3 separate regions of the Homo sapiens genome follow, and all the other regions are linked to region 1. A link is a contact called in ENCODE Hi-C or POLR2A ChIA-PET data. All regions are on one chromosome and are shown on one strand. Each heading gives the region's core, a stretch centred on a gene start or an enhancer-like site at or near the end of the contact. The rest is flanking DNA. Distances are from core to core; before and after follow the strand shown.

Region 1 (4,047 bases), core at 589-3,088:
ATTTTTTACTCCCTCCTCACTGGGATACTTCCCTTCCTTTACGAATGAGGAAACAGAAACCGAAAGAATGTTTTCCTCAAGGACGCACCGCGAATTTGAGGCAGGTCTCGCTGGGCTGTGTCCTTTGCAGCTCGCCAAGCGCCCGTCTCCCAGCCCTGGTCCATGCCTGGGACCAGAAGTGCAGAGAGCCGCTGTTCTCGCTCCCTCCCGTCAAACACTTGCCCCACAAGGTGGCGCCGGAGGGTCTGGACCACCGAGGGCCATGCGGGCCTTGGCCTTGGTCCTGAAGCCGTAGTTTTGCTTGGTCCAGCTCCTCAGTGTCTGTCCTGCAGCTGGACGGGGCGCCTTCAGGGGCCTTGGCTCCAGTGGAAGCTGCGCTGGACGAGTTGCAGAGGAGGATCTACCGCTTGGTGTTGGAGGCGCTGCAGGCGGAGCTCCAGGTGAGGCCTCCTTCAGGTCAGGATGGGAGCAGGTGGAGAGGTGGCGGTACAGCTACGTATGGGGGTCTCCGCGGCAATGCCAGATCTGGATCATTTCCCCAGCCCCTGTTCGCGGATCTGCCCTCGCGCCAATGGCTGTCGAGCCCTGAGCTCCTGCAAAGTGTGTGTGAACGGACGGGGCGCTTCTGCCGGGACTTCTGGCGCGTGCGGAACCCCACGGTTCAGGTGGGTTGGGGGAAAAGATTGGGGAAGGGGCGGCGCGGGTGAGAGGCGACCTGCACCCGCCTGATTGCCTCCCCGCAGCTGCTGCTGGCTGAGGCCGAGCGTGCCGTGGTGCTCCAGTACCTGAGCGCGCTGATGCAAGGCCGCCTGGTGTGCCGCGGAGCCGACGAGAGGACCCAGGCGGCCGAGCGCCTGCGGCACGATGCTGCCCAGCTTCAGCAGCTTTTCCTCAGTTTGGTGAGAGCTTCTTGGGCGGGCAGACGGGCGAGAGTCTCAGTGGCTGGGTGGGAGAGAGGGCTGGCGCGAGACCCTACCCCGACGTGCTCAGGGCCTGGAGGAGAACGCGCACTGCGCGCCGGTGCTGCTCGCCCTGAGGGAGCTGCTAAACCTCCGCGACCCCGCGCTGCTGGGCCTGGAGGTGGCTGGCCTGCGGCAACAATTTCCCGACGTGAGGTGCGGACTGGGGGCCAGAAGGGAAGAGAAGCCGGAGGGCGGGGAGGACGGGGCTGACGCGCCTCCTTGGTGCCCCTGCAGCGAGGACCACGTCTCCGCCCTCTTGGGCCTGCGCGGGGACTTGTCCCGGGAGCAGCACCTGGCCGCGCTCAGCTCCCTGCAGGCTGCGCTGCCGCCGTCGCCCCGCGCGAGCCGCCGCGTCCTCTTCAGCCTAGTGCCCGCGCCCGCGCTCGCGCCGGCCTCCTGCCTGCCCTCGGGGTCCTGCGCCCGAGCCCTGCTGCTCGCAGAATAAACCACGGCTGCCGGACGCCTGAGTCTGTGTGTGTTGGGGAAGGTGGGATGGAATAAAAGTGCCCACGAGGGTTGAGGGAATTCTTGCAGAGTGACACGCTTAAAGTATCCTGGCTCCCGTCCTGGTACACGGGCTGCGCCCCGCCTATGCAGGCATCTGCCCTCTGTGCAGACTGCGTTCCCGAGGCCGCGGGCTACGCCCCCACGTCTCCGCGCCCAGGCCGTGAGCAAGAGTCTCCGCCGCCCTGGCCGCCTGGAGCCCCTGAAGCCCAGCAACTCGCTGTGGCCTTGGGAAGGGGGCGGGCCCAGGACCACGAACACCGCCCCCTCAACCCTGCCTGGCTTCGCTCCCAGTGGCCTCGGGGGCGCGCCGCCGCGGAGACTGACGCGAAGCCCCACGCTTTCGTAAGAGCGTGCGCGCGCCCGAGGACGTACGTCATCGGCGACGGCTCCCGCCGGCTGGGCGTCCGGTGGCCGGTGTAGCAGAGCGGGAGCGGCGGGCGGCGAGCAGAGGAGCTAACAGGTGGGGGCACGGCACGCGGACGGACCCCCCCAAAGGCCGGGAGGAGGCGCGCGACGCGACCTTTCCTGATCTCCCGGAGAAGCCTCCACTCCATTGTCTCCTGGCCCCACCCTCCATTGGGCACGCCCTTCACCTTATCCCCCACCACTTATTGGCTGCAGGTCACGCCCCTCCTCTATTTCTGGTTCCCCATTGGCTCTTCACCTTGTCCTCTCCGGGGCTTCTCTCCGCACAGGCCACACCCTCTCATTTGTCACTAGACCCCGCCTTAATAGTGGGGGGCTCCTCCCCCATCCATCCTTCATTCATTATGCACCCAGTGCTGGGTGCTTGGTACACGGGGGTGAATCAGACCCCATTCCTGCCTTCGGGGAGTTCAGGGGATTGTGGGAGGACACGGACCTAGACTCCAACAGTGACAGCTCTGAGTAAAGAAGTCGCCGAAGCAGTGGGACACTAGACGCGGGGAAGGCTTCCTGGAGGAAGTGAGGCCTAAACTGAGCCTTGAAGAATGGTTAAGAGTTTGCTCCAGGAATATATTGCAAAGGCATTCTTGGCGGAAGGACCCGAGACGTGAAAAAAACAGGCGTATTCTGGTAATTTCGAGGAGGTATGTCGAATGAAAGAAGGGGAGATGGAGGGGACTGGGCCAAGCAGAAACCTGTAAAGGGGTGAGGAGTCCAAAAAACTGTACAGTTAGTTAAAGGGAGTGAAGCCTGGGACCTGAAGTCTTTTCAAGCAGCTGGTCATTAGGCAGGGTAGAGAGGAGTGGAGAGGGGGAAGATGAAGTCTAGATAGGGAAGCAAAGTGCAGGGAAGGAATAATTCTAGTTCTGAAAGAAGAGCTCTTGGATTCATTTATTTATTGAGCAATTGCTGCGGGCCAGGCACTGTTCTGGGTTCTGGGGACACAGCTGTGAATGTTGGAAAAGATAAAACAGATAACTATCAAATATACCTATCATACAAATATAAACTGTACTGAAGTACACTCCAGATGGTGATGACTGCTACAAAGAACAATAATTTGGGGAAGGGGAGATAGTGGAGAGGGGAGAGGAGGTTTACTATTTTATTGAGGGTGTGTTAGGCTTTTCTAATAACATGGTATTGATGCAGAGATTTGAGGAAAGTGAGAGAGTGACCCATGCCATTATACAGGGGGAGGAACATCCCAGACAGAGGACATATTCTGTTTGATATGCCTATTAAACATTCAAGTGATGACACTGCAGTGAAGATGGACATGATGGCATGTGCCTGTGGTTCCAGCTAGTTGGAAGGCTGAGGTGGGAAGATTGCTTGAGGCCAGGAATTCAAGACCAGCCTGGGCAAATAGACAGTATCTCAAATTGCACTGAAATTGGCAACACTGGTCTAAAGTTTATGGAAGAAGTCTGAGCTAATGTATGTAAAACCACAAGAGTGGATGAGAACATCTAGGGAGTGAACGTAAATGGAGAAGTTTCCATAGGCAAGTCCTGGAGCATTACAGTATTAAGAGGTCAGGGAGACAGGGATGACCAGCAAGGTAGGAGGAGAACTAAGTTCGACTGTGTTTGGAAAACCAAGTGGACAGCATGTTTCCAGGAGGCAGTGACTTTTTTTTTTTTTTTTTTTTTTGAGATGGAGTTTCGCTGTTGTTGCCCAGGCTGGAGTGCCATGGCACAATCTTGGCTCACCGCAAACTCCGCCTCCCGGGTTCAAGCGATTCTCCTACCTCAGCCTCCCGAGTAGCTGGGGTTACAGGCATGTGCCACCACGCCCAGCTAATTTTGTATTTTAGTAGAGACGGGGTTTCTCCATGTTGGTCAGGCTGGTCTCGAACTCCCGACCTCAGGTGATCCGCCCGCCTCGGCCTCCCAAAGTGCTGGGATTACAGGCGTGAGCCACCCTGCCTGGCCTCCAGGAGGTAGTGATTAACTGTATCGGGTGCTGATCAATATGAAGGTCATTGCTGGTCATTGGTGACCTTGATCAGATCAATTTGGATGGAGTGCTGGGAACAAAAGGCTAATTGGAGTGAATTTAAGAGAGAACAGGAAAAAAGGAACTGGAGACTGGGTATAGATGACTCGAGGTATGTGCTGCAATAGGAGCAAGTGGAGGGAGATGCAGC
Region 2 (4,047 bases), core at 392-2,891, 660 kb before region 1:
TCACAGGCTGCACCTGGGAAGGAAAAGCATGAAAAGGAGGAGAACTGATGTTACTTGAATCTCTTATCACTACACACATTAGAGTTGTCTGACTGCTGACCAACCTTAAGGTATGGTTTTCCCAAACCTATAGTCCCTGGACATCCCACCTGCATCCCTAGAGGGTAAGTTTCAAGTTCAGTGGTTCTGAAGCCTCTGCTTAACCAGAATCTGCAACAATAACTGGGGAGGAAGGGTAGACAAAGTCATAATTGCTGGTGTCACCAGGGCAGAGTCTAAGGCCCCAGCTTCCACTTCAGGAGGAAACAATTGAGGATGCCAGGTCACCAGCAAGAGAGTCCAGCTGCCTTAAGCCTCAGTACTGTCAACCAGTGCCCAGGAGTATAGAGGAGTTCAACAATGGCCTGCGGTCCCCTGGCTGGATGGGGTCTGGGAGTCCAGCAGGCTGCCGGGGCACCAGTTCACATTCCGTGCTTCTTGCGGATGACAGCCATGGCAAGCAGCCGATCCTTCTCACGCAGTTCTTCGCGCAGCTTGGCCTCAGTGAGACGCAGGTGGCGAATGCTGCCTTTCATCTCTTTCATCTTCACTTCCATCAGAGCCAGGATGTCCCGCTGCTCATTCAGCTTGCGCAGGAGCTCCTCCTCCGTGGTGCCTGACGACAAGGAGTACGAATGGTCGGAGCCAGTATCAGGGAAGCCCTCTTCCCCTACCACCACCAACTGGGGGCCCATAGGGCACTCGGCAGCCTCCAGCCCTGCGGTAGCAGCCTGTAACTCCGACGCGGCGGCCGCAGCGGCTGCGCCCTCTGCGGCTGCAAACTCCACTTGCACTGTGAGATCGATGGGCTTCACGTCTTCTCCAGTGGGAGTGATGGGCGCCGGCTGTACGGATCCCGGAGCCTGACTGCTGTCTACAGTGGCCTGAAGGGTGAGAAGCACGGCCGCGGAAGCAGATACCAGGTTCGGCTGCAGCTGGGCAGTCTGGGCAGTGGAGGCAGAGGGTGAGGACTGCTGCTGCTGCTGCTGCTGCTGCTGCTGTTGCTGCTGCTGCTGCTGTTGCTGCTGTTGCTGCTGCTGCTGCTGTTGCTGCTGCTGCCTGCGGCGGGCGGCCGCGGCCCCAGCGGGTCTGCGCGCTACTTTGCGCTCATTGACGCCGCGCAGCGGGAAGATGGTGGGGACGCGTACCGTGTAGGTCTTGCGGCCGCCCTGGAAGTGAACGCTGCAGAGACGGTGGCCTGTGGTGGGCTGGAAGGTGGAGAAGCACCCACTGACGCCGGCACGCGACACGTTCTTGAGCCAGAGGCGCCGCAACTCAGCGTCCTTTGGAAACGTGTAGAAGTGCAGCGCCTTGTCCCGGTGCGAGTTGTTGTAGCAGCCTGGCACGCAGCACGTAAAGCCAGGCATGGCTGCGCCGCGCGGCCCGGCCCGGCCCACCGGCCTCCTGCGCTCTTCGACGGCCCAGTGGCTACGCCGCCGCCCGCCCCTCGACGGGCGGCGCCGCGCGAGGCCTTGGGTGGTATCCCACCACTGCCGCTCGGCGCAGCCGGCCCGCCCGGCGCCCCGTGCCCAGAATACGCTTCCTGCCGGCCCGCGCCGCGCCGCCCGCCTGGCTGCCCGCCTGCGCTCGGGAGTGGGCCCCGGGGACGCCGCGAAGGACCGCCTGAGAAAGAGACTACGCCCCCCACAATGCCCCGCGCCAGAAGCGGCTCACTTCCGGGGCGGGTGTGTGCGGATTCCTGCCGCCTTCCAAGGCACTGCGATAGCCTCCGAAGAGCAGATTCTTTCCCCAGCCCGTCTTGTCCCCGGCGGGCGAGAGAGGCGTATTAGGTTGGAACGCTGTCGCCTGGACTGCTCCTCACGAGGACCCGAATCCTGATAGGGGCGTGGAGCGGGGCGGTGCGCGCCTCACCGGTGCGCAAGCGCGGTGGGTATATGCCCACGGAGACTACAAATCCCGTGATGCCTCGCGCTGAACTAGGCGCCTTCCCTCCGAAGCGCCGCCTAAGGGAAAGATCGAGTTACTGCGGACCAGGATTCGGGCGAGGTTGTGCTGTTTGCCAGAACCAGTTCCCCAGCCCCGAGCCCCTTTGAGTCGACGGCATTGCTGCAGCAGAGGGAGACGAAACCTGGGCCTCGGCGCCCCGAAGGGTCTCAGGAGCCCCTTTCTTTGCGTTGGGGACTCTCTCCTGATTCAGCTGCTGCCTGCGTTGACTAACTGATCTAAACAAAGTCTCCAGTAGACGCCTACTATGTGGCTGACACGGTGCCGGGAGTTTGCGGGAGTCAGACCGACTGGGCTCCTCTCTTGGAGCCTGACTACCTAGACGGATAAGCGTCTGTCTTTTGGATAATAGATCTGAATGCACGCGAATGGATGTCTACTCACAAATAGTAATCGCTCCAAAGGAATTAACAGGAGAGCAGAGAAATGGGGGGGAGGTGGTGGGGGCCAGGAATAAAAAAACGAACGAAAGCTTGGGTAGGGAGAAGTAGCCAATTCTTGTCCCAGGAACCAGTCTGTAAGGCCACATGGCAGAAAAGAGCTAGGCTCCGCCATTAAAGAGCCTGGAAAGGGGTGGCCCGGGTAGGGCCAAGCGTAGGAAAATACCAAACTGGGACATGTTAAGGATTTGGGGTTTTATTCTGCAGGCCACTGAGAGCTATTAAAGGATTTTATGGGAAAGGATTTGCATTGTAACAATACACCTCCCCCCACCTCAACTTATTTGAGGGAATCTTTTTTTTTTTTTTTTTTTTTTTTTTTTGTAAAGGAGTCTCACTGTGTCGCCAGACTGGAGTGCAATGGTGAGATCTCGGCTCACCGCAACCTCCGCCTCCTGGGTTCAAGCAATTCTCCTGCCTCAGCCTCCGGAGTAGCTGGGACTACAGGCGCATGCCACCATGCCCGGCTAATATATATATATATATATATATATATATATATATATGTATTTTGTATTTAGTAGAGACGGGGTTTCGCCATGTTTCTCAGGCTGGTCTCGAACTCGTGAGCTCAGGCAATCTGCTCGCCTCGGCCTCCCAAAGTGCTAGGATTACAGGCGTGAGCTAGGATCACGGCGCCTGGCTGGGGGAAAATGTTTTAAAGAACACAAAATGTTGTGGAAAGCCAGGGAGGGGCCAGGCAGTTCTCCAGGTGAATTACCTGCAAACTAGCCCTCCTTTGCCGAGTTCTTCCTTCTCCCAATTTTTTTTAAACTTTTACTTTAGGTTCGGGGGTACGTGTGAAGGTTTACTACATAGGTGAACTCGTGTCACCGCGATTTGTTGTACAGATTATTTCATCACCCAGGTATTAAGCCCAGTACCCAATAGTTATCTTTTCTGTTCCTCTCCCTCCTCCCGCCCCCCGCAATTAGACCCCAGTGTCTGTTGTTGTCTTCTTTGTGTTCATGAGTTCTCATCATTTAACTCACACTTGTGAGAATATGTGGTATTTGGTTTTCTGTTCCTGCATTAGTTTGCTAAGGATAATGGCCCCCAGCTCCATGCATATTCCCACAAAAGACATGATCGTGGTCACCTCCCAATTTTTCTTGTCCTTTTTTCTCTCCTGATAGCAGATCACAGGCATGAAATAGAAACCTAATATATATTATTTCTTTTTTTTCTTTTTTTATTTTGAGACGGAGTCTCGCTCTGTTGCCCAGGCTGGAGGGCAGTGGCGCGATCTCAGCTCACTGCAAGCTCTGCCTCCCGGGTTCATGCCATTCTCCTGCCTCAGCCTCCCAAGTAGCTGGGACTACAAGCGCCCGCCACCGTGCCCGGCTAATTTTTTTTGTATTTTTAGTAAAGACGGGGTTTCACCGTGTTAGCCAGGATGGTCTCGATCTCCTGACTTCGTGATCCGCCCGCCTCGGCCTCCCAAAGTGCTGGGATTACAGGCGTGAGCCACCGCGCCCGGCCTCTAATGTACATTACTTCTAATTATATTATTGGACATAAAAACAAAATGGGGCCGGTGTAGCCCCTGGTAAAAGATATGCATTCATTTGGGTGAATCATTTATACAACGGTATAAACGTGA
Region 3 (4,047 bases), core at 404-2,903, 540 kb before region 1:
GCAGACTTTGGTTGGGGGTGATGGGATGGATAATAGTACCACAAAATAACACAGAACAGAAGGGGGCAGGCAGTGGCTAAAAGTCACTGGAATTGGGAGGTTTGCCAGTAAATTAGGGGAGGTTTGCCAGTAAAAAAGTCACTGGAATTGGGAGGTGGTCCAGTAAATTAGGAAAACTGTCTTATGGATGTTCACAGTGATCGCCACCAGCTAATTAAAAGCTCAATCCTGTGTTAAAATGTGTTGCTTAACCCTGCACTTTCCAAACTTAAGTTACTACAGACTGTGTCACTCAGCAGAATCTTACAGGACTATTACTCTATAGAATGCTCTTAGGGAAGAGGTAGCATAAAGGGGAAAATATGGGTTTTAGATTAAGCATAAAGTCCTGGTTCTATATAAGTAAAGCCAGAGTAGGCTCATTTCCCCCTAGACTAGTGGTTCTCAACTGGGAATGATTTTGCTCCCAGGGAGACACTTGGCAATGTCTGGAGATATTTTTGGTAGTCACAACTGGGCTTGGGGTGCTACTGGCATCTACTGGGTAGAGCCAGGGATGCTGCCAAACATCCTACAATGCAGACAGCTCCCCCCACCCCTGCCCAACAAAGAATTATCAGGTCCAAAATGTCAATAGTGCCACTGTTGAGAAATCCTACTCAAGAAGAGTGGAACTCCGAACAATGACTAAGAAACAGATCAAACAGGCACATTTTGACTCTGCCTTCCTTCTGCCTGGCTCTAGAGGATCCAGGAGAGAAAGGATAAAATCCCATCAGAAGAGGGGGGGTTTAGGGGTTACAACTTCTCATCACTTTGGAAGCCTTCCATGCTCCTCACAGAGGTGGTAGGAGTCCTGTCTCCGCTCAAAGCAGGGATAGCTCTGCTGCTAGTTAGCATATCTCAGTAGGAACTGCCTCACGCTTAGGTCAGCTGACATATTCTGTCACCACAGGCTGCTCTGGAATGATGGCTGGGAGATCATCCTAATGCCAGCTGAGTGGGGATCTTGATACTCAGCAGGAGGGTCAGACAAGCAGGGACGGGGGCTCCCCATGCAGATACAAACCCCAATCACATTTCCTACACAGGCAGTTTTATTCTAAGGTCTAACGGCTTCCTTACTCTAGCGGATAGTTTGCTATTTGGTGGGGCATAGGCTTCAGTAAAGAGGCCAAGGGGACTGAGGTTACAGTCTTGAAGAGCACTGATATTTAAGGAACAATCAAAAAACATCCAGAGGAAGAGGAGCCCAGACAGGCACCTGAGAAAACGGAAAAACGAGTCACTGGGGGTCAGGGAGCCAGGAAGTCCGACGAGTTCGAGAGAACTGGCCTTCTGCAGATATGTCCTTGTCCAACACGAAACCGTCTTTCATTCCAGGACAACTGAGGCTACCCACAGCTACCAAAACCTGGTCCCTGACGCCGGTCAGCGGACCGGAGAGAAGCCAAGCTTAGGAAACTGCCGCCTCCGCCGCCGGAAATGAATAACCTGAGCCTCCTAGCCAGGCTGCTTAAGCTCCGCCCCCAAAAAGCGAGCATGCGCAGCTCCCGGCTACGGCCCCTCCCAGCGCAGGCCCATCCCCGTTATGGAGCATGCGCAGTCCTCCTGCCGTCCCGCCCCTCCCTTTCCAGAGCCCCCAGTTCCTTAGAAACCAGGCGGCGCGTTCCCGGTGGCGGCGCCCTGGACTCCCGGGCCCGCGCATCCCCGCCAGCCTTCCTTAAGGCGGATGGGTGGCCCCCGAGACCCCGTCGGACCCATGGTTTCCAGTGCAGCGCGGAGTGGGCGATGCCAGCGTGCCAGGTGAGAGGCGGCCACCGGTGGCGGGTGAGGGCGAAAGAGGGCATGGCGCGGCCGGGAGCGGGCGCCGACAGGGCCTTCTCCGCGGCCCGGCGCCGGAGGTTGGAGGCGTGGACCCGCAGAGCCGGGGTTGGAGGGGGCTTGTTCCAACTGCCTGCAGGCGCGTGGAGTGGAGGGTCGCCTTGGGATTCGCCCTTTCCACCGCAGAAATAGGACCCGCAGGCTTGGTGGTAGAATTATAGGATTTGGGATCCTGGAAGAACCTGAGACATAACCCATCCTTTTACCAGATGCAAAAACCTAGTCTCCCCCGCCCTGTGCCGAGCGGACCACCTGACTGTGTGAGGATGGACGCTTTGTGGATGAGGATGTGTGAGGTGTAGAAGCTCAGACAAAGGGCTCGTGGGGTAGCTGGTTCGTCCCCTTTCAGAATGAGATGGGACTTTTGGGGATAAATCTTTAAGAAACGGGTGTTCAGTTGACAGGTGGAAGAAGGGACACCCCAGAAGGTGCGAGTGGCTCTGCCAGCTCCCATGTGCCCTATGGCCACGTCTCAATGGCCCTGGCCTACCTTTGTATTTGTAGCTCTGGAAGGAAGCAGATGGACTTGAGACAAAAGGTGAAGTGAGGTCTTCCCATCAAGGCCCTATCACACTTAAAAGGTGAGGGAGGAAGAGTGGACAGGGACATGAGGGCTTGGGAATGGTTGTGTGAAGAGTTTACCCTCCAGACTACAGCACGATCTAAAGAACAAGGCAGGATAGAAGAGTTGAAAGCTGTATTGGATAGGCATCAGGGAAGCTTATTTAACTGTCTTATTTATGTTCATTGTTCCCATAATGTTATCCTGAGGGCAAGAAAGTGGATGTCCTTTTAAATGTCCAGAAAGAACTAGGGCAGGGCACCACCTTTGTGATCTGTGGGGCCCAAAAGCCTCTAAAGGAATAGCCCTTAGTGTGTGGCCCTTAAGTTGAAGGGAACAGCATTTAATTTAGAAAAGGAAGGCACTTAAATTTATTGTGATATGGAGCAATATAGAGAAGATGGTTGTTTTTGAGTCGGGGAAGCTAGATTCATTCTTGATAAGGAAACTTATTTCCTTCTGGAAAGCTACACTAGAGAACAAAAGAGTTTTAAGGCCATCCATTTTACAGGAAACGTGAAAAAATTAACTGCTTTGGGATTGGGAGTTTAGAGAACCTGCCTGGACCAAGAGAGGAAATTTTCAACAGACGGTTCTGTTGGTCGAATCCTTATTTCACAGATAAAGATTCTGTTGTGAGAGGTTATCTCTTACCACCTGGTTTTCCCACTTTGCCATGGAATAATCATTGGTCTGGGTCTAATTCTCTATCTATCTATCTATCTATCTATCGAGACGGAGTCTCACTCTGTCACCCAGACTGGAGTGCAGTGGTGCGATCTCGGCTCACTGCAATCTCCGCCTCCCAGGTTCAAGCGATTCTCTGGCCTCAACCTCCTGAGTAGCTGGGACTACAGGCATGTACCACCACGCCCAGCTAATTTTTGTATGTTTAGTAGAGAAGGGGTTTCACCATGTTGGCCAGGCTGGTCTTGAACTCCTGACCTCAGATGATCTGCCTGCCTTGGCCTCCCAAAGTGCTGGGATAACAGGTGTGAGCCACCACACCCAGCCCTCATTATTATTTTTATTTGCTAGGGCAATTGCTATCTGATTTCTATAGTAATACTAGAACACATTGGTAGTAGAACTAGCAATTTTTTAGAAAGCCTCCTCTGACCCAAAACTTAAAAATTAGAACTATGTGATTTTTAAAAGATGGTCCCTGATTCTAATCATCAAAGTCAGTTTGTCCCTAGCTTGATAAAAACTAATTTTCTATTTACATTTGACTTTGCAGCAGGTTTTTCCCCTTGCCCTTATAAGAAGATACATTGGAAGTATAATAATGTTAACAGGTGAAATCAGTTTAAAGAAGAAAGCTTTGGGCCGGGCGCAGTAGCTCATGCCTGTAATCCTAGCACTTTGAGAGACCAAGGTGGGTGGATCACCTGAGGTCAGGAGTTTGAGACCAGCCTCACCAACATAATGAAACCCCGTCTCTACTAAAAATACAAAATTATCGGGGCATGGTGGTGCACGCCTGTAATCCCAGCTACTTGGGAGGCTGAGGCAGGAGAATCGCTTGAACCTGGGAGGCAAAATTTGCAGTGAGTCGAGATCGCGCCATTGCACTCCAGCCTGGACAAGAGCTAAACTCT

What was found. A loop is a pair of places that touch in the nucleus more often than their neighbours do. ChIA-PET counts read pairs that join two places held with the same protein, here RNA polymerase II (POLR2A). Pooled maps may share reads with other maps.
Region 2: a loop to region 1 is called in a map of naive thymus-derived CD4-positive, alpha-beta T cell, with 36 times the contacts of the local background. The contact joins the promoter of THAP11 here to the promoter of MATCAP1 in region 1. A Hi-C loop is called at or near these places in 1 of 168 maps with a recorded cell type or tissue (naive thymus-derived CD4-positive, alpha-beta T cell) and 9 of 50 pooled maps. POLR2A ChIA-PET finds 5 or more read pairs at or near these places in 1 of 52 experiments (WTC11).
Region 3: a pooled map shows a loop between it and region 1 (11-fold over the local background). The contact joins the promoter of GFOD2 here to the promoter of MATCAP1 in region 1. A Hi-C loop is called at or near these places in 7 of 50 pooled maps. POLR2A ChIA-PET finds 5 or more read pairs at or near these places in 2 of 52 experiments (Caco-2 and HepG2).

Annotation. Positions count from the first base shown.
Region 1 is chr16:67,181,754-67,185,800 of GRCh38, reverse strand. MATCAP1 (microtubule associated tyrosine carboxypeptidase 1) reads left to right here and starts at 1,838. Exons shown (of 7, transcript NM_001040715.2): 1 at 1,838-2,539. It overlaps EXOC3L1 (exocyst complex component 3 like 1), which reads left to right. Exons shown (of 14, transcript NM_178516.4): 10 at 311-440; 11 at 543-665; 12 at 744-899; 13 at 991-1,115; 14 at 1,197-1,422. The coding sequence ends at 1,407. RefSeq lists an enhancer at 320-419.
Region 2 is chr16:67,839,914-67,843,960 of GRCh38, reverse strand. It overlaps THAP11 (THAP domain containing 11), which reads right to left and starts at 1,641. Exons shown (of 1, transcript NM_020457.3): 1 at 1-1,641. The coding sequence starts at 1,406. The coding sequence ends at 462. The region is part of intron 1 of CENPT (centromere protein T); the gene reads left to right. RefSeq lists enhancers at 318-367, 808-967, 679-1,425, 1,878-1,927 and a silencer at 1,448-1,627.
Region 3 is chr16:67,716,922-67,720,968 of GRCh38, reverse strand. It overlaps GFOD2 (Gfo/Idh/MocA-like oxidoreductase domain containing 2), which reads left to right and starts at 1,653. Exons shown (of 3, transcript NM_030819.4): 1 at 1,653-1,806. RefSeq lists silencers at 1,736-1,785, 1,846-1,895 and an enhancer at 2,256-2,335.